Linked DNA regions of Homo sapiens: regions 2 and 3 are each linked to region 1. Evidence: chromatin loops called from intact Hi-C (ENCODE). Cell type or tissue: ascending aorta. All regions are shown on one strand. Region 1 overlaps NFIC (nuclear factor I C). Region 2 overlaps NFIC (nuclear factor I C). Region 3 holds the start of TBXA2R (thromboxane A2 receptor).

Region 1 (8,000 bases):
TGCCCACCCTGAATAATTCACGGGCGGTTTTGTGAATTACAGAGCCATCCTGCCTTCCCTCTCAGCAGACACCCCGCCCACCTGGGCGATCTCAGCCGTGACCCCCGGGCCCCTCGAGTCAGGATCCCCGCCTCCCAAGGACCTTGGGCCTTTCAGGGGGGCCCGGTTCAACTGGGGGTAGGGCGGCAGGCTCGGAGGCCCCAGGCACTGGGTGCAGAGGCCCGGCTGTGTGACGCCTGGCGGTGGCCACCCTCTCTGGGGCCAGGGCCGCCCCGGCTCCCACAACCCCTCGCTAACGGGCTCTCGGTCTCTCTCCTCCCTGCAGCCTACTCTCCGCCCGACACGTCCCCTGCAAACCGTTCCTTTGTGGGATTAGGACCAAGGGATCCTGCGGGCATTTATCAGGCACAGGTAGGGGCCGAGAGGCCGGCTGGTGGGGTGGGAGGGGCAGGGCAGAGGGGCCGGCCCGGGGGGCTCAGGGCGAAGAGGGCCTGCTGGGTCCCACGCCACACCCCTGGCACAGGGGCGCCAGCCTCCCACACCCCACCTGGGCCTCGAGCCCCCACCTGGCCTCTCCCTGAGGCCAAATTTCCCTCCACCTTGGTCCTGGGGGGATGGGGTGTGGCCCCAGACTCAGCCTGTGGGGTCCCCAGGAGCGTCTCTGGAGACCATCGTGGTACAGCTATGGGACCAGTGTCATTACCACCTGCTTCCCATGGTATAGATGGGAAAACTGAGGCCCAGAGAGACAAGGGGGTCTGCCCAGGGTCACACAGTGCATCACCCTCCCTCCTCCAGCCTCCATCCCCCATCCACGCCGAGGCCTAGAGGGACCGCGGGGTGGCCGGGGGAAACTGAGGCAGCCCATGGCGGGGCGTGGGGCCTCCCAGGACAGCATCCAAGCCCCCACCCCAGGCTTCAGCCCACATCTAAGCCAGTGTGAGGAGTCAGGGCGGAGAGGCTTCGTCAGCAGGACAGACAGGATGGGGCAGGGGCCAGCGTTCATGTTCACGTTGATGTTCATAGTCACGTACATGTTCAGACGGCTGCAGCTGAGTGAGCATGGCCGGGGTCCCACCACCCCTAGAAGGCAGGCAGGCAGGCAGGAGGTTGACAGAGGAGGCTCAGAGAGGGGAAGTCAATTGCCTGAGGCTGCACAGTAGTCTAGGGAGTGGGGGCGTGGGAGGGCAGCCTTAGCCCCAGGCCCAGGTGTCCCTCACCCCCCACCCCCATAAGGGGCTCTGTGTAGGCCAGGAGTGTGTGAGCGCGTCTTCGGGTTATGGGTAAGCAGCTGGACCTTTGAGCCTCTGCTCTCTCCCCGGTTTGTGTTGGGGAGAGGGTTGGAGGATGTAGGAGTGGCTGCCACAGGCCCGGGAGGTCCAGACTCAGAGAGAAACGAGCTCTGGGCTACCCAGCGGCCACGGAACTGCAGAGCGTGGAGATGTATGGGGTCCCCAGGGGCCGTGTTCAAATCTTCCAGCCACTGAGGGAGGTTTCCTGCTGCAGAGCCCACGGGCAAGGGTCACGGGGCCTCCCCGGGACCCTGCGGGGCTGTCCTGGCTGAGCGGATGGGGGCGGGGAGGGGACATGGCATTCCCCCTCCCTCCCTGTGCTGGGTGCCCAGGATGCCTGTAAGCGGCCCCTCCCTCTCTTCCCAGGCTCCGCAAAACCAGCCGGAGGAGGAAGCAGGGATGGAGGCTGCTTCTCCTGAGTTCAGAGGAGATCCATGTGCTATGGGTGGAGGGAATCCTGGGTCAGGGGCCAGGGCTCCAGCCCAGTGCTGGCTCACCCACTCTGAACCTCTGTCTCTTCCTCTGGCCTTGGGCACCCGCACCAAGAGCCTTTGAAGGGCACTGGGGGACAGAAAGGGCACTGAAAGGTTCAGGCTTCCCCACACCCCGTAAATATTAAGTACCCTGCCTTGCACCCATAGAGCCCCGGAGAGGGAGTAACTTGGTCAGGGTCCCCCAGCGAGCAGACGTCCAGGACTCCTCGCTTTGGGATTTGGGCCCCCTATGGCCAACCTCTCCCCCGCCTGGTGCTGATGGAGCCCGGCATTACCTCTGCCACCCCCACCCCACATCGCTCCCTGCCCCTGCGGGAGGCTGGGAACGTCTTAAGTGGTTCAGAAACCAAAGCTAATAAAAGCTGCGGTGGGAGGAGGCCCAGCCCGCTTAACCCTTCCCCAGCCTCTGCCTTGGACCAAACTCTCTGACCAGGCCCTCCCGCCAGGGCCCGGGACCCTTCTCTCAGACTGTGCTGGCTCCAGCCCCACCCCACCCAAGCCTGGGAGGGAAGGGAAACTGAGGCAGGCAAGGGTGGCACCTTTCTCAGCATCCCTATCTTGACTGGCTGGACTCCTCTGGGGACCCAGAAAGGGTGGGACCAGGGCTGGCAGAATGGGGTGTGGGGGGGCACTGGCAAGGGGCTCAGCATAGGCAATGGTGTGGGTCGGGGGAGGGGGAGCTGGCTGGAATGTGAGAGATCTCCGGTGGCAGGGGCCAGACAGATGATGCGGGCTTTGCTCTGGGGTAGTGGGGAGCCATAGAAGGGTTTAGAGGGAGGGAGTGGACACCCACCAGGCCTGGGAGTCAGAACTTTCTGGAGCACAGAAAGGAGGTGACACATTGTCAAGAGGCTCTCAGGGGAGCATGGGTTAGGGGGAAGGCGAGGTCCCCAAACTGGGCATCCAGGGAGCACAGGTCTGGGGAGGACCCCATTGCTGCTGCCCTGACTGGACTAAGAGCACCTGGGTTGAGGCCGGGCGCCGCCACCTCCCTGCAGACCCCGGAGAGAGGGAGGGAAGAAGCAGTGAGATCCCGCTCTCCCCTCTCCCAGCTCCCGCTCAAAGGGCCCTGAGCTTGGAGGCCTCTCATTTCCGATTCTGGCCAGTCAGCACTTCTGCCTCCGCCTCCTCTATTCCTGGCGGATTCGCTTCCCTCTGCCCCCTCCTCCCCCAAAGCCTGGGTGGGCGCGCCTTTCCCTCTGCCTCTCCGGCTCCCGACACCCCCCAGTCCATGGACTCTCCCCCCATCAATATCCCTCCCCGTGATCTATGCTAATTGATCTCGCCCTGGTCAGTTACCCACCCATCGCCCCATGTCCGTCCCTATCAATCCCCCCACTGTGAGGCTGGGTGGCTCTGACGCCCTGGCCCCTCCCCTCTGTGATGTCCTTCACGCCCCTACATTTCTCCTGCACGGGAACCCACGTAAGCAGCTGGGTAAACCGAGGGTGGGGGGCAAGGCGGGCATTGAGCCACATGCCGGGAGCCACACAGGCGGCTGCAGCCAGGCCAGCAGGATACCAGAGCCCAAACCTCCCCCTTCACACCTACTGCCTCAGTCTCCCCTCAGCTGAGTGGGAGGATGTGGAGTTGAGGGTGCCCCCACCCCACCCCCGCCCCATTGCTGGGGCCACAGCCAGGCAGGAAGGGGAGGGGAGGGAAGGGAGGAGGGAGGAAGGGCTGAGGGGAGGCTGGTCCACCACGGGGAGGGTCACGCCCAGAGTCTGTCGGTTGCCAACAGAAACCAGACATGAGGTAATGGCCAAGATGAACTTGAACTTGGCTGGAGGTGGGGCGCTGGGAACCACTGTGGCGCCAGTTCCATGGGCTGGCCCAGTGGCTGCCTGGTTGGAGGGGCTCTGTTGAATGATTTGCTGCAGCGGTGGGGGGCGGCCCCACCTCTAACCTCAGTTGGGGAGTGGAGGGGTCTCCCCAGTTCCAGAGGCACAGCCCTCCCCTCACAGTCCACCCTGGATGCTCCATCTGGGGTTGGAGTTTGCGTTTCCAGGGCAGGGGTCTGGACAGCAGCTTCTCTGCAGAGACTGAGGCCGGAGCTGTCCCCAAATGACGTGACCTTGGGTACAGCCCCATGCAGAACTCCCCTCCCTTAGCCTCGGTCTCCCGCCTCTGGGAGGTTGAGAGTCATCCTCAGCCCCCCTGTGCTTAGTGAGCTTCTGTGGAGCAAGAGGGGGCCATCCGGGGGACCTGTGACAGGATGGGCCCTGGACGCCCAGGACAGTGCTCAGAAGATGCCAAGGGGATTCCTGAGAGGCAGGCGAGGGGGTTGGCCCTGGGCAGGAGCAGAAATGAGAGCCAGAGCCAGACAGGCCTGAGTTCAAGTTCCACCTCTGCCGCTTCCATGCTGGTGACCTCGGGCAAGTTCCTTGACTTCTCTGGGCCTCACTTTCTTCACACAAAACAGCGGTGGAGGGAGACCTACCCCCTCCTTCACGGGGATACCGGGGACATCATTAAAGAGGAGAATTTTTTTTTGTTTTTTTTTGGTTTTTTTGGTTTTTGTTTTGAGACGGAGTCTTATGCTGCCCAGGCTGGAGTGCAATGGCACGATCTTGGCTGACTACAACCTCCGCCCCCTGGATTCAGACGATTCTGCTGCCTCAGCCTCCCGAGTAGCTGGGATTACAGGCACGTGCCACCACGCCTGGCTAATTTTTGTATTTTTAGTAGAGACAGGGTTTCACCATGTTGGCCAGGCTGGTCTCGAACCCCTGACCTCAGGTGATCCACCCACCTTGGTCTCCCAAAGTACTGGGATTACAGGCATGAGCCACCGAGCCCAGCCTCTTGTTTACTTTTTAAAAACATTCTCAAGGCCATGTGCAGTGGCTCATGCCTATAATCCCAGCACTTTGGGAGGCCAAAGCAAACGAATAAGCTGAGGTCAGGAGTTTGAGACCAGCCTGGCCAACATGGAGAAACCCCGTTTCTACCAAAAATACAAAAATTAGCTGGGTGTGATGGCGCATGCGTGTAATCCTAGCTACTCGGGAGGCTGAGGCAAGAAAATCACTTGAACCCGGGAGGCAGAGGTTGCAGTGAGCCAAGATCGTGCCACTGCACTCCAGCCTGGTGACAAGAGCGTGACGCTGTCTCAAAAAATCAACAAAAAACCTCTTTATAAAGTGAACAAGGCAGCTGATGTGGTGGCTCATGTCTGTAATCCTAGCACTTTGGGAGGAAGGAGTTCAAGGCCAGCCTGGTCTACATGGCGAAACCCCACCTCTACAAAAAAAAAAAAAAAACTAGTCAGATGTGGTGGAACATACCTGTGGTCCCAGCTACTCGGGAGGCTGAGGTGGGAGGATCACTTGAGCCCAGGAGATGGAGGCTGCAGTGAGCTATGATGGCACCACTGCACTCCAGCCTGGGCAACGGAGCAAGACCCTGTCTCAAAATAAAATAATAAATTGGCTGGCCACAGTGGCTCACGCCTGTAATCCCAGCACTTTGGGAGGCCAAGGTGGGCGGATCACTTGAGGCCAGGAATTCAAGACCAGCCCGGCCAACATGGCGAAACCCGGTCTCTACTAAGAATACAAAAATTAGCTGGGTGTGGTGGGGCGGGCCTGTAATCCCAGCTACTTGGGAGGCTAAGGCACAAGGATCACTTGAACCCAGGAAGCGGAGGTTGTAGAGAGCCAAGATCACACCACTGCATTCCAGCCTGGGCAACAGAGCAAGACTCTGTCTCATAAATAAATAATAAATAGAGAAGAAAATAATTTTTAAAATATAAAATAAAGGCCAGGCAGAGTGGCTCACGCCTGTAATCCCAGCACTTTGGGAGGCCGAGGCGGGCGGATCACGAGGTCAAGAGAGTGAGACCATCCTGGCCAACATGGTGAAACCCTGTCTCTACTAAAAATATAAAAATTAGCTGAGTGTGGTGGCATGCGCCTGTAATCCCAGCTACTCGGGAGGCTGAGGCAGGAGAATCACTTGAACCTGGGAGGCAGAGGTTGCAATGAGCCGAGATCATGCCACTGCACTCCAGCCTGGCAACAGAGCGAGACTCTGTCTCAATAAATAAATAAATAATATAATATAATAAAGTAAGATTGAGTTCCAGACTGGGAGTGCTGGCTCACACCTGTAATTCCAGCACTTTGGGAGGCCGAGGAAGGTGGATCACTTGAGGTCAGGCGTTTGAGACCAGCCTGGCCAACATGGTGAAACCCCATCTCTACTAAAAATACAAAAATTATCCAGGTGTGGCGGTGGACGCCTGTAATCCCAGCTACTCGGGAGGCTGAGGTAGGAGAATTGCTTGAACCCAGGAGGCAGAGGTTGTAGTGAGCCAATATCACGCCATTGCACTCCAGCCTGGGCAACAAGAGCGAAACTCCATCTCAAAAAATAAAATAATAAATAAAATATAAAATACAGTTCCAGATAAATGGATCTTTTGTGTGTGGTGTGTAAGTATATCCCCAATGTTGCGTGGGCTAGACTTATACTAAAAGAATTCTGTGTTAACCAGAACTCCAGTTTCACTGGGCATCCTGTACTGTGTCTGGAAGCCTCCCTCAGAGACAAAGTCACTTGCCATGGGTCACCCAGCAGGTTGTTAGAGCCTGGGATGGGGAAACTGAGGTCACAGGGTTGCAGGAGGTGGGGGGTGAGCGTGGGAAGAGGTAAACCATGTCTGCAGCAGAGTCTGACCCCTCGACTTCTCTCCCTTTTTCTCTCTCCCTCTTTCTGTCGCCACTGGGCCACTCAGTCCTGGTATCTGGGATAGCAAAGGTCTTCTTCCCTCGCCCCTTCTCCATCGTCCCAGGAATCCCAGGGGGCAGCACAGCCGGCCCCCGGCCCACGTTTTCGGTGGAAAATTAGAGTGAACAAGAACACCCCTGCCGACTCCCAGCCCGGCCAAAAAGACAAAACACATAGACGCACACACTCAGGAGGAAAAGAAAAAACAAAGGCAGAAGAAGAAGAAGAAGAAATAAAAACCCACCCAAGCAAGAAGACAAAAGGTAAAGACGCAACGTTTCCAACTCTCGGGACGCCAAGGCCGCAGGACTGGAGGGCCAGGCCCCGCCACCCCCACGGGAGACCCGGGACAGGGCGTCTTCCTAAGTTATTCATCTCCTCTCCGCCTGCTGCTCGGGAAGGACAGACGCCGGCCGCCCGCCCGCGCCCCGGAGGCCCTGGCTCTGTCCGGAGACCAGGTGAGCACAGCCTGGAGCCTGTGCCCAGGGCCGACAGGCGCGACACCCAGCAAGGCCACCTCTCCCCGGGCCCCCGCGCCTCTGCCGGACACGGACCGGCCCCTCAGCCCCCACCGAGGACGCAGCCACTGGGGGGAAAGGGAGACACAGCGGACCCCGGCCGGGCAGCGGAGACCGCAGAGGCGGGCAGGGTGGGGCAGGCGAGTGGTGTCGCGGGGGTGCGTGGCGCTTGCGAGCCCTGGCCAGGGGAGGAAGTGAGGCCCAGGCACCTGCTGCCCCTCGAGGGGGCCCTGCCTGCCGCGGGGCCTCCCCACAAGCCCCTCCCAAAGCGCCGGCCGACTCGCTGTCTCGCTGGGGACTCTTTCAGCCCTCGCGCCCGCCCGTTTGGGAGGAGAAGTCTCTATGCAATTGGCCCCGGCCCCTCCACCCCCCACCCCCGGCATAGGAGGCCCCCCCACCTCGCCCGGCTCACACCCCCAAAGGGAGGGACCCACATTGCACACACTGTAAGAAATGCACTTTCCGAGGAAGGGGATGGGGGAGCCCGGACACCCAGAGCTCCCCGAGTTGGGGGTGCCCGTCTGGAGCGCCCCCGTCAGCCCCTGGCGGTGGGAGGTGAGAGCGAGTGGTTTAAGTGCCTGATTACCACCACCCGCCCCCCCCTTTGTCCAGCTGGGACACGGAATGGCCGCGGGCCTCCTCCCCCTCCCCTCCAGCCTCTCCACCAGCCCCTCCAGTCAACCCTCATCGCCGTGCCCCCCCAGAGCTAGAGAGATGGGGCCCCTGCGTGGCCCGAGGGGCAGAGCTGGGCGTCACTTCGCAAGCGTCCTGCCCTGCCGGGGCGCGGGGGTGGGCTCTGGGGAAGCCGGTGCGCCCCCCACGCCTCCGCTGCCAGTGCCTTACATTCTGGAGCGACCCCCCTCCCTGGTGCCTCCCAGCGAAGGGGGACCGCCGTTTGCACTTTCATCGCCTACCCCGACGCGGGGCCCAGCTGCGGGACGTGCATCACGGCTGGGCCCCCA
Region 2 (8,000 bases), 56 kb before region 1:
TAGTGAGCCGAGATCGTGCCACTGCACTCTAGCCTGGGTGACAGAGCAAGACTCCATCTCAAAAAATAAATAAGTAAATAAAAATAAAAATAGGCTGGGCACAGTGACTCACACCTCTAATCCCAGCCCTTTGGGAGGCTGAGGCGGGAGGATCGCTTGAGCCCAGGAGTTTGAGACCAGCCTGGGCAACATAGCAAATCTCTGTCTCAAAAATTTTTGAAAACAAAAGAGTTTAGGACAGCACGGAGCACAGACACTGTCAGCACTCATCCAGTGGAACCACTTTGCAGCCAATAAATATTTAGTAAGCTCCTACTGTATGCCAGGCACTGCTCCAGGCGCTGGGATACTGCAGTGAACAGGACAGATAAAAATTCGGCCCTGGCCAGGCACGGTGGCTCACACCTGTAATCCCAGCACTTTGGGAGGCTGAGGTGGGCGGATCATGAGGTCAGGAGATCGAGACCATCCTGGCTAACATGGTGAAACCCCGTCTCTACTAAAAATACAAAAAAAATTAGCCAGGCGTGATGGCAGGTGCCTGTTGTCCCAGATCCTCAGGAGGCTGAGGCAGGAGAATGGTGTGAACCTGGGAGGCGGAGCTTGCAGTGAGCCGAGATCACGCCACTGCACTCCAGCCTGGGTGACAGAGTGAGACTCTGTCTCAGAAAAAAAAAAATTCTGCCCTCGTGGAACTCACAGTTTGGTTCAGGCGATGGGCAAAGAACAAGAAATAAATGTCAGTTTAGGCTTAGTGCGGTGGCTCACGCCTGTCATCCCAGCACTGTGGGGGGCCGAGGCGGGCAGATCACCTGAGGTCAGGAGTTCAAGACCAGCCTGGCCAACATGGTGAAACCCCGTTCCTACTAAAAATACAAAACATTAGCCAGGCATAGCGGTATGCGCCTGTAATCCAGCCACTGGCAGGGGCTGAGGCAGGAGAATCGCTTGAACCCGGAAGGCGGAGGTTGCAGTGAGCCGAGATTGTACCACTACACTCCAGCTGGGGCCACAGAGCGAGACTCCGTCTCAAAAAATAATAATAATAAAAATAAAAAGAAATAAATGTCAGTTTAGCGATAAGGACTATCAAGAAAAATAAAGAAGGCCAAAGGAAAAGAGGCTGATGGGCTGTGCTGGGGAGGTCCCTGAAAGGCTGTCTGAGGACCTGACATTTGAGCTGAGACCTGAGAAGTGAGGAGGAACCAGTTATATGAAGAACTGGGGGAAGGCGTTCCAGGCAGAGGGCACAGCCCGTGCAAAGGCCCTGCGGCAGGACACACCTGGCACTTTGGAGGAACAGTGAGGAGGCCTGTGTGGCTGCAGCAGAGTGAGGAGAGGAAGAGAAGGAGGAGGGGAGGGCAGTTTGTGCAAGGCCTGGTGGGCAGTAGGAAGGACTTGGGCTTTGACCCCAAGGCAGGTGGGAGCCATAGAGGGCTATGGGCAGAGGAGGGACCAGCCCTGACTCAGGTGCTCACAGGCACCCTCTGCCTGCTGCAGGGAGGACAGACTGTGGGGGGTGAGGGCAGGAGCTGGGGACCAGGGCAGAGTGGACCGCCCTGGTGCAAGCAGGCGGTAGCAGGGACAGAGGCAGAGGAGGGGGCAGAATCCAGGTCAACTCCGACGGTGTGAGGATTCAGTTGCTCACCTGGGTCGTTTATACCTTATCTGAGGCTGGCCCTTGCTCTCCTTGCCCCGTCTCCTGCCTGCAAGCCGCACCTGCCTGGGCACATGCAGGGAAGGGAGCGGCGCAGCACTGGGCACGCCTGGGAGCTCTCCTGCAATCAGGACTTTGTTAGCGGGCAAGCTGGGATATGGGTCCTGGTGCCCGGGAGGCCCGTGGGGCTCTGGGCTCCTGCCAGGGTCCCAGCCCTAACCCAGGTACGCCACCCACATGGCAGGGTTATTCTCTTTTTTTTTCTCTTTTTTTAGACAGAGTCTCGCTCTGTCACCCAGGCTGGAGTGCAGTGGTGCGATCTCAGCTCACTACAACCTCTGCCTCACAGGTTTAAGAGATTCTCCTGCCTCAGCCTCCTGAGTAGCTGGGACTACAAGTGTGCACCACCTCACCCAGCTAATTTTTGTGTTTTTAGTAGAGACGGAGTTGCACCATGTTGGCCAGGCTGGTCTCAAACTCCTGAACTCAATTGATCCAACCGCCTCGACCTCCCAAAGTTCTAGGATTACAGGTGTGAACCACCGTACCCAGCCTATTCTCATTTATTTTCTTTCTTATTTTTTTTTCTTTTTTTTGAGACGAAGTCTCACTCTGTCACCCAGGCTGAAGTGCAGTGGCACGATCTCAGCTGACTGCAACCTCCGCCTCCAGGGTTCAAGCAATTCTCCTGCCTCAGCCTCCCAAGTAGCTGGGACTACAGGCATGTGCCACTATAGCCAGCTAATTTTTGTATTTTTAGTAGAGATGGGGCTTTGTCATGTTGACGACCAGGCAAGTCTCGAATGCCTGACCTCAGGTGATCCACCCAGCCTCAGCCTCCCACAGTGCTGGGATTACAGGCTGGAGCCACTGCGCCCAGACGGTCCTTCCTTTTCATGCCTCCTCCTTCCACTCCCCCATGTACCATGTCTCCTTGTCTCTCTTTTTCTCTCTGCTCATCCCTCCCTCTCAACTTTCTTTCTACAAATATTTATTGAGCACCTAGTCTGTATCAGGCCTTATTCTAGCCACTGAGGGCACAACAGAGATCTAGACAGACAAAGCCTCTGCCCTCAAGGAGGTGACATTCCACTGGGGAGATGAGCAAACACCCGTGCAGTCACTAAGCAACTAAGCAAATCCATAGGCAATCACTAACTTCCTCTGAAGGAAAGAAAACAGAAGGCTGAGATTGAGGGTAGCCAGAGGCTGCTTGAGGTGAAGGGGCTCAGCGTAGACCTCTCTGAGAAGGGAGCATTTGAGCTGAGACCAGGAGAGATCTCAAGAGAGAGCAAGCAGTTAGCTGTTTAGACAGAGGGAACAGAATGTGCAAAGGCCCTGAGGCAGGACTGGGCCAGGTGCATTGGAGGAACAGCGAGGAGGCCCCTGTGGCTGGAGCAGAGTGAGTGAGGGGGAGAGAGGGAAGAGGGGAGGGCAGAAAGCGGACAGGACAGGTTGTGCAGGGCCTGTGGTCCTAGTCCTCCACTTTGACTACTCCCCCAAATCTCTTAATGTTCCTCACATTCCTTTCCCTGACAAGCATTTATTTTGCACCTGCTGTATACCAGATCCTATCAGGAGAATCCCAAATATTCATGCAACAAGTTCATATTGGGTGCCTACTGTGTGCCAGGCTCTGCTGGAATAATCACACTCATTTGGCTGCAGGCATTTATTGAGTGCCAGCTGTGTAAAAGCATTTATCGAGCACCACCTGTGTAGCAGGCTCTGGGGAGAGAGGCCACATGAAAGCTTGGGAAGGAGAAAGTTTCCTTCTACCCCCTTTCAGGTTTGTGCCCTCTGGTTTCCAGCCCCCTCCCACATTCAAGGCAACATTTAAACCTCTGGGTTCAAGTTCCGTTGTCCAACTGCGTGGCCGTGAGATCTGCGGCAAGCCCCTTCCTCTCTCGGATCTTCCGTTTCCCCCTTTGTAAAGCAGAACACTCCACAATCTGATGTGTTTACAACTTGACATCTACTTTTTGCAGCAAGGGAAACTGAGGCACAGAGCAGGGCGGAGATGTGTCTACCTCTCCCTCCCCAAGCAAGACTGGCATGGAGTCTATTCTCCTGACCCCACGCCAAAGCCAGGGCGTTTGGTATTTTGTTTTTTCTTGGAGGCCCAGAGAGGGGCAGGGCTTGCCTGAAGCCACACAGCACCGGGCAGGCCTCGGAATTGCGGAGAGCCCTCCCCTGGGCGCCTGCCCGGGCTCCCGCGCCTTCCTCCTGCCTCCTTTGGCTGGGCCGCCAGCCTTGCCTCCCGTCCTCCGGACTCCCCGCGGGCTGCCCAGTTGGAGACGCGCCCCAAGAAATATCAGAAGGAAGGGGAAGCCGGGAGGGGCCTCCGCCTCCTCCCGCCACCCCCCGCCGCGCCCGGCTGCCCCCACCCGGTGCCCGACATTGGCAGAGAGTGTCCTCGGGCGCTTCCGACTGGCCCTGCCTGCTTCGTGTGGCCACTGATCCCTTCCGGAGCCTCTCCATGGGGACGCCCGTGTGTGCGCTCAGCCAGTGGCACATGTGGCTCCCGGGGCTCCCTTCTCCACCCCCCCAGCCCCTGGCCTGCCCCTTTCCCCCCATCCCTTCCCGAACCTCTCCATGGGGACGCGTGCGTGTGCGTTCAGCCCGTGGGCACATGTGGCTCCCAGGGCTCCCCCCGAGGCCTGCCCTTCTCCCCCCCCCGTCACAGCCGCCGAGTCAGGCCTGCCAGGAAGGTGTTGGGGGTGGGGGTGTGGGGAGGCCTCAGCTTGGCTGCTGGGAAGCCAAGAATTTGCTCCAAATGTAAACAGCGAGTTATTTTCAGTCCACTCCCCCCCACCCCGGGTGGCGTTGACACATTTGACATTGGCGGGACCGGGAGGGGGTGGGGGTGAGGGTGTGCGTGCGGGTATTTTTAACCTTGCTCCTCACATCCCTGGAGTGGCTGGTGCCGAGTGGCAGATAATGGGGAGGGGGCGCGGAGGCGTGGGGAGCCCTGGGTGGCCGTGCGCGGGTGGGCGCTTGGCAAGGCCGCCCTGCTGTTGGCACCACGTGTTTAACCCCTCAGAGGCTGCAGAGGGGCTGGGGGAGGCGGCCCAGGGCCCAGTGGTGCCCCAGAGGCTCCCTTGTCACCTTCTCCTGGTGTCCCCCCACCCCCACCCCACCCAGGAGGGCAGGGCCGGGTGCCCGAGGCCGGTGCCAGCCTGCGCCGCCCAGACCTACAAAATGGCCGCCAAGGCCGGAGAAACATCTGGAACAGGGGAAGGGAGAGGCGAGAAAATGGCCGCCAGAGGGATGATGTCATGGGCGGCGTGGCCTCCCAGAGCGTCCCCAGCACGGGGCGAGTCCCTACGCGCAGGCCTCCGAGCAGGGGCCCTGCGGCCTCCAGGGACCTCCAGACCCGCTGCCCAGGCCGGACACCCACAAAGAGTGACACCGGGGTCCCCAGGGGTCCCCAGAGGCGGGCCCGAGACCTGGGGGAGGGCGAGGCCAGCACTGGGCCTCCAGTCCCAACAGCCCGATGCTGGGGACGGTTCCGGGGCGGTGGTGGCCGCTGACCTGACCCGCAGGACACCGAGGCGTCCACCAGCGCCCGGGAGGGCCCGGAGCCAGGCCATGGAGCCGGCGGGGGCCGGGTGGAAAGAAAAAAGAAACTTTTCTTTGAAAGTGATTCCGAAGCAGGTTGGCTCCGGCCCAGGCGGCCCGGCGGCAGGGGAGAGGGAGATGGAAAGTATGGGCCAGACTTAAGGAACGCAGGAAGGACGAGGCCGGGGAGGCCCGGGATGGAGGCCAGCGTCCTGGAGGTCACCCCGTCCACGCCTCTGCCTCTCGGGCCCCCCCAGGTCACATCCAGATTTTCCTCCCTGTCCCTGGGGCGGGCGGGGAGTGCGGAGAACATCTATGGGCTTGTGTTTTTTCCTCTTTTGATTTGTCCAGACAGGCGATGGACAAGGGCTGGGCAGGGGTTTTAGGTCATCTGCACTGTCAGGATGTGGAGGCTCAGAGAGGGAGAGTGCTTTTAGTGAGGTCACACAGCACTGGCAAAACTGACAGCTGCTTCCCTCCTTAGAGCATCTTGGGGAGGAGGAAGTTCTCTATGGAGGATCAGGGTCCGTACTGGAATTCCTTTCTATTTTTATTTAATTTAATTTATTTATTTATTTATTTATTTTTGAGATGGAGTTTCACTCTTGTTGCCTAGGCTGGAGTGCAATGGCACGATCTCGGCTCACTGCAACCTCCACCTCCTGAGTTCAAGCGATTCTCCTGTCTCAGCCTCTTGAGTAACTGGGATTACAGGTGCCTGCCACTACACCCAGCTAATTTTTTTGTATTTTTAGTAGAGACAGGGGTCTCACCATGTTGGCCAGGCTGGTCTCGAACTCCTGACCTCAGGTGATCTGCCTGCCTTGGCCTCCCAAAGTGCTGGGATTATACGTGTGAGCCACCGCGCCCGGCCCCTTTTTCTTTTTCTTTCTTCCTTTCTTTTTTTGAAACAGAGTCCTCCTGCTCTGTCACCCAGGCTGGAGTGCAGTGACTTGATCATGGCTTACTGTAGCCTCAACCTTCTGGGCTCAAGCAATCCTCTCACTTCAGCCTCCTGAGTAGCTGGGACCACAGGCATGTACCACCATGCCCAGCTAAATTTGGGTTTTGTTTGTTTGTTTGAGACAGAGTCTCACTCTGTTGCCCAGGCTGGAGTGCAATGGCACGATTTTGGCTCACTGCAACCTCCACCTCCCAGGTTCAAGCGATTCTCCTGCCTCAGCCTTCCAAGTAGCTGGGATTACAGGCACCCGCCACGATGCCCTGCTAATTTTTTGTGTTTTTAGTAGAGATGGGGTTTTGCCATGTTGCCCAGGCTGGTCTCGAACTTCTGACCTCAAGTGATCCGCCTGCCTTGGCCTCCCATAGTGCTGGGATTACAGGCATGAGCCACCGTGCCCTGCCTATTTTTTTTTTTTTGTAGAAATAGGGTCTCACTATGTTGCTCAAGCTGGTCTCGAACTTCTGACCTCAAGTGATCCTCTTGCCTTGGCTTCCCAAAGTGTTGGGATTACAGCGTGAGCCACTGTGTCCAGCCAATGTCTGTGTGTTTTTCACTGCTCTGTCCCCAGTACCTAGGACAGGGCATGGTACACAGTAGGCGCTCAAGACGTGTGTTGGATAAAAGCATCACAGTTTTCTCCTGAGGCTGGGGTTGGCACAGATGCTGGCACAGGAAGGGGGCAGAGGCTCAGGAAATGCAAAGTAGGTTGCAACGTAACTGGACACACACGGGAACCCTGTGGTCACATTTTTCAGGAGGGATGTGAGGAGGCGAAAACTCAAACTTCCCTCACTTCAAGTGCAGATTCTGTGCCGGGAGCTGTGGACGATAAACCACATTTGAACAGAAGCCTGAATAAAGCGAGAGAGTGAGCCAGGCAGGCATTTGCAGGGACGGTGTTCCAAGCAGTGTGCACAGCCCGTGCAAAGGCCCTGAGGCAGGACCGTGCCTGGTGCATTGGTGGAACAGCCAGGAGGCCTGTGTGGCTGGAGCAGAGTGAGCGAGGGGGAGAGAGGGACGAGGGGAGGAGGGGAGGGAGGGGGCAGAGGCGGGCTGTGCAGGGCCTTGAGCGCCATGGGGAGATGGGGAGAACTTGGACTTTTAGATATTTGGTTTTCTGTTTTTTGTTTTTTGTTTTTGAGGTGGAGTCTCGCTCTGTCGCCCAGGCTGGAGTGCAGTGGTGCGATCTCGGCTCACTGCAAGCTCTGCCTCCCGGGTTCACGCCATTCTCCTGCCTCAGCCTCCCGAGTAGCTGGGACTACAGGCGCCCGCCACCACGCCCGGCTATAGTTTTGTATTTTTAGTAGAGACGGGGTTTCACTGTGTTAGCCAGGATGGTCTCGATCTCCTGACCTCGTGATCCACCCGCCTCGGCCTCCCAAAGTGCTGGGATTACAGGCGTGAGCCACCGCGCCCGGCCCAATTGTTTGGTTTTGTTTTTGCTTTGTTGTTGTTGTTTTTGAGATGGAGTCTCGCTCTGTCACCCAGGCTGGAGTCACTGGTGCAATCTTGGTTCACCGTGCCCTCTGCCTCCCGGGTTCGAGCAATTCTCCTGCCTCAGCCTCCTGAGCATCTGGGATTACAGGCATGCACCACCACGCCTGGCTAATTTTTGTGTTTTTAGCAGAGACGAGGTTTCCGCCATGTTGGTCAGGCTGAGCTGGAACTCCTGACCTTGTGATCTGCTCGCCTTGGCCTCCCAAAGTGCTGGGATTACAGACGTGAGCCACCGCGCCCGGGTGAACTTTCACATATTTGTAGACCCAGACACAGTCCAGGGTGCTGGGGACTAGAACAAACGTTTGCAGAAAGGGCTGG
Region 3 (8,000 bases), 150 kb after region 1:
AATACAAAAAATTAGCCGGGCGTGGTGGCGGGAGCCTGTAGTCCCAGCTACTCGGGAGGCTGAGGCAGGAGAATAGCGTGAACCTGGGAGGAGGAGCTTGCAGTGAGCTGAGATCGTGCCACTGCACTGCAGCCTGGGTGACAGAGCGAGACTCCGTCTAAAAAACAAAACAAAACAAAACCAGCTCCCCATACCCCATGGGTCATGTCAAAGTCCAGAGGGTTGTGGCTGGTTGTAAAGTCACCCAGGAGGCTAGGATGGAACCCGGGTCTCCTGCCTCTTGCCCTGACACACCCCCAAGTCACCTGGAGGGACTGGGTGGGCAAAGGTGGGCGAATGGGACTGTGTGCGAGATGGAGGTGCCAGGCAGTTAAGGCTCAAAAGGTCCTATTACGGTCAGGCGTGGTGGCTCACGCCTGTAATCCCAGCACTTTGGGAAGCCAAGGAGGGCGGATCACCTGAAGTCAGGAGTTTGAGACCAGCCGGACCAACATGGTGAAACCGCATCTCAACTAATAAAAATACAAAAATTAGCCGGGTGTGGTGGTGCATACCTGTAATCCCAGCTACTCGGGAGGCTGAGGCAGGAGAATCGCTTGAACCCGACAGGGGAAGTGATGTTTGTGGGCCGGAAACAGGGCCCCAGAGCCAAGATCGTGCCACTGAACCAACCTGAGCAACAAGAGCAAAACTCCGTCTCAAAAAAAAAAAAAAAAGAAAAAGAAAAGAAAAGAGGGAGGCCCAGGTGGGCGGATCACGAGGTCAGGAGATCGAGACCATCCTGGCTAACACGGTGAAACCCCGTCTCTACTAAAAATACAAAAAATTAGCCAGGCGTGGTGGCGGGCGCCCGTAGTCCCAGCTACTTGGGAGGCTGAGGCAGGAGAATGGTGTGAACCCGGGAGGTGGAGCTTGCAGTGAGCTGAGATCGCGCCACTGCCCTCCAGCCTGGGCGACAGAGCGAGACTCCATCTCAAAAAAAAAAAAAAAGTCGGGGTTGCTGATGACGGGAGTGAAGGGATCCACGCGCAGCACTCAGCACAGCACAGCGGGCACTCAATGCATGCTGGCCCTGAGGCAGGGCCTGGGCTGTGGGGTCGCAGCAGCTAACGCATTCCAGGGCGGTCAAATGGGTGACTGTGGCCCTCACTCCCCATCTCACTTGTGACGCTTTGGCCTGGCTTCTGGCCTTGGCTACGCTGTATCCAGCCTCATAAATTATCCAGCTCCTGACAGCGGCACTGAACTCCCTTCCTGGGAAGACAGCTAAGGCCACTGCCACCGTGGTGGGAGGCAGGGCTTCCAGAGGAGAAACTGAGGCCTGGAGAGCAGATGCGGTGGGGGGTTCCTCGCGGCCTCTGGCGATCGTTGCCCTCCACTCCGGGCTGCTTTGGCGCCTGGGGTTTGGATTCCTGCACTGGGATTTCCCCTGGGACAAGGCGTTCCTCCCTCGAGAGCTGGTATGTGCTGTTTCTGGACATTCCTTGGGACTCGGCTGTCCCTGCGGCCACTGACCCGACCTCTGCCTGGAGCAACTTCCAGTCCCTCCTGGGTCTCAGGGTCTCCTCGACCACACTCCACTCCACTCACCGGGGGTCACACACCCGGAACTCCCTCACACCTCCGGTGGCTGGGAGCAAATGCATGGCCCAGAGCCCTTGGCCCAGGGGAGCCTGGAAACTGGCACTGAGTCCTTCTGGCCACAGCTGGCTGTTTCCAATCCCCCCACCTCCACTCCCCACCCTGGCTTCAGGCGATGGCAGCCATCTCAAGTTCTCCAGGCAAGGATGCCAATGGGGGGACCGGGCAGGGCCTCCCTTCCCTCCTGCATTGGCCAGGAGGGGTAGCAGGGGCCCCCACGCGGTGGGGCAGTAGAGCAGCACTGCGGCTCTTGGGAAAATTACTGTCCCTCCCTGTGTCTGGGGAGAGGTGTGGACCCAAGATCGCTTTTCGATGTTGAATAACTCCAGAATTTTGCAGTCTGAGAGCAGACGTTTGCCCTCAGCGGGTTCAGGGTTGTGGAATTCTAACACGCTTCCAGTCCTGGGACGCAGAAGGCCTCACAATTCTAGAATCCCAAGAGGCTGAGGTCCTGCAACTCCCAAGAGGCTGAGGTCCTGCAACTTTGATGGGAATCTGCCTGGGTCCCGGGTTCCAGAAATCTCTGTCTTAATTCCTGGCTTCTTTCTGGAAGGCGGACAGTGAGTTCTCCCTCATCCGATGCCACCCCTGACAGGGTATCCGGCTTGCAGGTCGTGTGACTCGGAGGGCTCTGTCCGGCGCTGTTTCCAGAGGCCCGGGCGCTGGGCTGGGCGTGGGCACCAGGCCTGGCTGCCCCAAGCCTGGTTGCCAGTGGAATGTGATCCTTGGTTCCCAAACAGCAGGCCTCTCCTCCGCCCCATGTTCCATCCTCGTGCCCCCTCCCCCACTCCCTGGAGCACGTCACCTCATCATCCATCCATTTCTCAACAAGTCCCCTCTCCTCAGCACCCCACCCTGCCCGCCCCGCCTGCCTGTCACGGCCTGAGCCCACCCCACCTCCCCCAGACAGGCTTGGAGGCTCTAGTCCCTGATCTGCCGTGGCCAGGCTGGGGCTCCACCTTGCCGAGCCTCAGTTTCCCCGCTCTGTGCAATGGGGGTGAGCTTCTGATCTCCATGCCTGCGGGTGCTAAGCTCAGGCCTCCCTGGCTCTCACCTCTGCAGGGCTCCTGGCTGTACTCACAGCTCAACTCCCTACAAGGTGCCCGGGCAGCCAGCAGGGAGCCCTGAGGCTCCGTGTCACCCCTGTCGGCCTTGGACCTTGGACCCACAGGGCCCTTTTGGGACTGAAACTTCAGGGACCGGCCAGACCCTCCCATGCCTGCTGTAGATCTGAACGCTCATGGGCGTGGACCCCCACATGGTAGCGGAGGCAGACACACTCCACACCCTGATGGGCCCACCTCCCCTCATCGCAAAGCTCCATTTCCGAGAACATTTCCTGTTTGTGACACCAACAGGGTCCCCAGCCCACACAGTGCAGGGCGGGGACTCCCCCAGCCAGCCAGACTCCGGCCAGCCTTGTTGGGGCCCTAAGTCACATGGCCCCCTGTGAGCCTCGCTTTCCCCATCTCTCTAGTGGGGGCTCCCCAGGGAGCATGTACGGAGCTCCGTCACACAGGGGCCAGCAGGGACCAGGGGGCGGGACCCGGGAGGTGCAGCTGGTGGTTAATGGTGGACCACAAGTTACAGTGATTCCACCAACATGCACCTCAGGCCACCACCGTGTGTGCACACTCGAGACACACAGACACAGCCAGACACACACAGGCAGAAACACAGCAGACACACAGGCAGAAATGTGACAGACAGAAACACAGCAGGCAGACGCACAGACGTGCACAGACACACACACAGAAACATGGCAGACACACAGACACACACACAGATAGAAACATGACAGACACACAGGCAGAAATGTGACAGAAACACAGCAGACAGATGCACAGACATGCACAGACACACATACAGAAACATGGCAGATACACAGACACACACAGATAGACACACACAGAAACACCACAGACACACCCAGACAGAAACATGACAGACACACAGGCAGAAATGTGACAGACAGAAACACAGTAGACAGACGCACAGGCATGCACAGACACACATACAGAAACATGGCAAATACATAGACACATACAGATAGACACACACAGATGGAAACATGACAGACACAGACACACACAAGCAGAAACACAACAGACACACAGACACACGCAGATAGACACACACAAGCAGAAACACAACAGACACACAGCCACACACAGACACATACAGGCAGAAACACGACAGACATAGACACACACAGATACACACATAGGCACACAGGCAGAAATGTGACAGACACAGACAGAAAAACACAGACACACAGGCAGAAACACAACAGGTACATAGATACAGACAGACACAGAAAGACACACAGAAGAACACACAGTATTTAACAGTCACAGACTCTCGGCAGAAACAAACACACGGTCACACACACAAAACCACCACACACGCACAGACACAGACACACAACCAGGGCCATGCATGGTTCACTCCCAGAGACAAGATCACACACACAGCCGCACAACCACACTCGATCCCTGCCACACCCAGGGCCTGGGCCCCCTCCCCGGCTGCAGCCCCCTGAGTCTGGGACCCCCATTCACAGCCATGTGGCCCCACAGAGACCAGAGAGCCCCCCGGACAGAATCAGCCTGGGCCGCACCCAGACCCAGCCGCCTGGGCGCCCAGGGCAGGCCTCAGGGCACCATGCCACCCGCCGGGCCACACAGGGGACACCTGGCACCTGGCCGCTGTCACCGCGGGCTTTGCGACACACCCACAGCAGGGCAGGGCCAGCGCCGGATGCGCCCAGCAGCCCGGGCTCACACCAGAGCAGTGCATCCCGCCCTAAGCCAGCGGGGCGACCTCACCTTCAGAGACCTCATCTGCGGGGCTCCCACCTGGCTGGATCCCGCGCCCGGGGGTCCGGGCGCCGTCTGGAGCTGAGCAGGCAGATGTGCGGGCGCCGAGGGTGGGGCGAGGGCTGGGGGCGGGCAGAGGGAGGGGAAGGACGGGCTCGAGCGGGACCTCCCAGGGAAACTGAGTCAGTCTGGCTGTGACCAGGGGCGGGCCCAGCAGAGGACCCACACAGATGGAGGGCGTGGCGGCACAGGACGCCCTGGGGTCGCGGCCTGGAGGGGTCCGCGGGGGCTAAGCCGAGCTGGGACGGGTGGGGGCCGCTGGCAGCCCGCGGCTCGCTCTCTCCGTCCAGTCTCTGTCTCCCGCTGTCTCTCATCAGCCCCGCCCACCCTGCGCTGGCCACGCCCCTCGGGCCCGGGCCTGGCTGACTTGGAGTCAGTGGGTGCCCCCCGCACGCCGGGACACCCTACAGCCTTCTGGGGAAGGCGGCGCCCTTGGGACCCCCAGGCCACCGGTGGCAGGGATGCAATGGCCCGCGTAGGGGTGGCAGGGGCGCTTCCTCGGGAGCCTCAGCCCCTCCAGCCGCCCAGCGCCCTGCCAGGCCTCTTCCCGGCGCTCCCGCCGCCAGGCCCGCATTATTCACCATCTGGGCAGCACCCAAGGCCTGGAGGGGGCGGGGCAGGTCCAGGCGGATCGGCTCCCGGGGGTCGCCCAGACTCCAGGGCTCCAAATTCACTGGGTGCGCTGGAACGCGGCACACAGTAGTAGTATGCCCTGCTTAATACATACAGGACATATTTGAGGCCCCTTCCAGGGGTGGGGTGGGAGGACAGAGGGATGGGGGGTGCACCAGACGACACAGCCAGACTGAGAAAGGTGGTCCCAGAGCAGGTGAGCCGGGAGGGCTGGGGTGATGGCATCGCATGGGAGGGTCTCTTGAGGAGGCTCGGAGGTGGCTTTGGAGCCAGAGGAGGAACAGTCTGGAGCCGGGAGGCTGCAGTGGGGGATGGGCACTCTTTCCTGGCCACCCCCCAGCTCGGGCTGGGGAAGGAGGGATGGAGCCCAACAGGAATGGCTGAGAAGGTGCCGGACGCAGGGACTGGGACCGTCTCTTTGCAGAGGGGGGACCTTGGGCTTCCTTGGCCTTGTTTGTACACCCGAGCCGGACAGAACCTTGAGTTAGGGACCTGGAGTGGGACCGGACAAGCTGACCTTGCCCTGACTGCACCCCACCCCGTCCCCTGGGCCCGGGAGGGCTGCTAGTCCAGGCTGTGAGTGAGGGGTATTCCCAGCCTGGCCCGGCCCTCTCGTCAGCCCAGTCCGGAAGCCCCTTCCCCGGCTACCCCGCCCACTATCCTTCCTCCTCCTGGCCTTCGGCCACACCCAACCTCCCTCCCAAAGCTCTATCCCATTAAGTCACCAGCCATTTAACACAACTTCTCTCTTTCCTGGCAAGGAGGCTATCCAACTCCTATGGATGTGGCAAAACCCTGGCTCCAAGGCTGCTTTCCCGTGAAGCCGACCTAATCTCCAAGTCTTACTCTCCCCAACCCCTCTCTGTGTTCAGCTTATACAGTGGGACAATTATGAGCTCCAAGTGAGACCTGAAACCAGGCCTGCCCTTCAGGATGCCCTAGGCTGGAGAATGAACTGGACACAGGCTGTTCCAGCCCCCTGGGGTCAGGGCTGGGCCAAAGGAAGAGACAGGGCCTAGGGAAGCCCAGAGGTGAGCTAGGAAGACATCTTGTGAGGAGAGGGCATGGGAAGTGGGGTTTTGTAGGATGAATAGGAGCTCCCCAGGTCTGGGCTACGTGGCAGTGACAGGAATTGCATGTATAAAGCTTTGGAGGCAAGAGAGAGCATGAGGCCCTTGCTACACTAACTGCAAGGAGGGCAGATGTTGGGGGAGGAGGATGTGGGGCTGGGGCTCCAGATGAGGGGGCAGTGAGAGACGGAGGAAGGCTGTCCTGTCCCCACTTCCTCTGTCCTCGGCCCTGAGATAACAAGGACAATGACTCTTCTGGGAAACAGCCTGGGCAGAGTTCAGAGAAGGACACTTGCATTTAGCTTAAGCCTCACCACATCTCTGCAAGGCAGGGGGTAAAGATACTCTTAAATTTTAGAGATGGGGAAACTGAGGCACAAAGGGGGAACAATGCCACGCCCATGTGTGGGATTGGAACATGAGCACTGGGCTTCCCTGTCATCTGGGGCTGGTTGCTGGTCTCCCGGTCTTGGCCCGCCCCCCGCCCCCCACCCCCCGCCAGCACTTCGGGTTCAATGGGAGCACAGGAGGCTCTGGTGGGAGGAGTTGTGAGGGGCTGGGGGGCAGATGGTGGGAACAGAGGCCAGGCTCAGGATGTACCCCCGTGGCTGCGGTTTCCGGCGGGGGCCGGGCAGGGAGCGTCTATTCTTAGCTCTGGACACAGCCAAAGTCAGGAAGCTGGGTGGGGGCGGGGGCAGCTTCCAGGACACCAGGTGGACCTCGGGCCATGGTGGAGAGTCATGGGGTAGATGGGGGGGTGGTGTGCAGAGCCTACCCCTGGCCCCCACCTCCAGTCTGCCTGCAGGGTCTCGACACCCAGCTCGGAGGCCCTCCCCAGCTCACGCGCCCTCCGTAGCTCCCTGGTGCCCAGCTCCCCTAGGATCTGGCTCCTTAGCTTGGCCTGAGCCCTGTGTGCCCCCTGCCCTGGGCACACCTGCTGCCCTGTCCTCTGCAAGGCAGCCGTCACCCTTCTCGGCCAGCAGCCCGTCTTCCCAGGCTCAGTGCCCGTGACCCTTCAGGGGTCCCAGGGCCCCAGCTCTGCTCCCTCCAGACTGGGGCCCCTGGCAAACCATGTGTCTTGCCAGTTGGAGGACAGCCATCTCCCTTGGGGTGCAAAAGGAACGTGAGGAGGAGGAAGCAGGATGCTGGGGCTGGGGGAATCTCTGCAGGGGCAGGTGGGGAAACTGAGGCAGGGACGGGGTGGTGGTCTGGGATTGGGATTCTCCAGGGTAGAGAAACCCAGCTTCTAATACTGGCCCTGCCACTTTCTGGGCTCAACAACGTGGGCTTTTGTGAGCCTCAGTTTCCCGAGCAGCCAAATGGAAGTAAATACTGTCACATAGAGCTGGTGGGAGGTCTGGGTTAGGCCCAGTACAGGCTGGGCTGCGCCAGCCACGCACACACAACCTGGGCTGTGACTACAGAACCCGGCCTGTCCCAAACACCACTCTGGGCTCAAAAGTGCCTTCTGGTGTTGAGGATGTAGAAAGCTGTGATCACGCCCACTGCACTCCAGCCTGTCTCAAAAAAATAAAAAGTGCCCCCCGAGTCCAGCCCGGACTCAGCCCTGCCCCAGCAGCCTGTCCTGATCGGCGGTGGAGCTGGCCAGGAACCCAGGCAAGAGGCTGCCCAGAGGATTCTAAGATGGCTCTGGCCATCTGCCATCAACTTGTGATGTCTGCTGAAGGCTGGGCTGGGGATGGCAGTGTTGTGTGTGCTGCAATGCGATTTGGGATTCTGGAGTAGGCTGGTCAGGGTGGGCCAGGGTCTGCGGTGT

The links. Hi-C counts contacts between places; a loop is a spot of excess contacts. Peaks named below come from ENCODE experiments on the same cell type or tissue, not always from the same donor. Only the 100,000 strongest peaks of a DNase experiment are listed, where the experiment ranks them.
Region 2: a loop joins it to region 1, with 3 times the contacts of the local background. A loop is called at or near these places in 7 of 110 quality-filtered maps.
Region 3: it touches region 1 in a loop (2.3-fold over the local background); 3 of 110 quality-filtered maps call a loop at or near these places.

What each region holds. Positions count from the first base shown.
Region 1 is chr19:3,456,225-3,464,224 of GRCh38, forward strand. It overlaps NFIC (nuclear factor I C), which reads left to right. Exons shown (of 11, transcript NM_001245002.2): 10 at 326-411; 11 at 6,528-8,000. The coding sequence ends at 6,545. Among named protein-coding and RNA genes, the nearest start is that of SMIM24, 20 kb to the right of the region's middle. RefSeq lists silencers at 1,305-1,354, 7,838-8,000 and enhancers at 6,315-6,850, 6,851-7,386. In ascending aorta, no CTCF peak of the experiment used is centred here; DNase peaks (open chromatin) are centred at 1,653, 3,197, 3,517, 3,927 and 1 weaker place; H3K4me3 peaks cover 2,859 bases; H3K27ac peaks cover 8,000 bases.
Region 2 is chr19:3,399,811-3,407,810 of GRCh38, forward strand. The region is part of intron 2 of NFIC (nuclear factor I C); the gene reads left to right. Among named protein-coding and RNA genes, the nearest start is that of NFIC, 37 kb to the left of the region's middle. In ascending aorta, no CTCF peak of the experiment used is centred here; DNase peaks (open chromatin) are centred at 4,481, 4,911 and 5,331; H3K4me3 peaks cover 2,507 bases; H3K27ac peaks cover 7,920 bases.
Region 3 is chr19:3,602,061-3,610,060 of GRCh38, forward strand. It overlaps TBXA2R (thromboxane A2 receptor), which reads right to left and starts at 4,815. Exons shown (of 3, transcript NM_001060.6): 1 at 4,470-4,815. CACTIN-AS1 (CACTIN antisense RNA 1) reads left to right here and starts at 5,187. Exons shown (of 4, transcript NR_038865.1): 1 at 5,187-5,349. RefSeq lists enhancers at 2,633-2,682, 3,792-4,366, 4,940-5,513 and silencers at 4,714-4,763, 4,874-4,953. In ascending aorta, no CTCF peak of the experiment used is centred here; DNase peaks (open chromatin) are centred at 1,311, 2,421, 4,861, 5,111 and 3 weaker places; H3K4me3 peaks cover 6,314 bases; H3K27ac peaks cover 8,000 bases.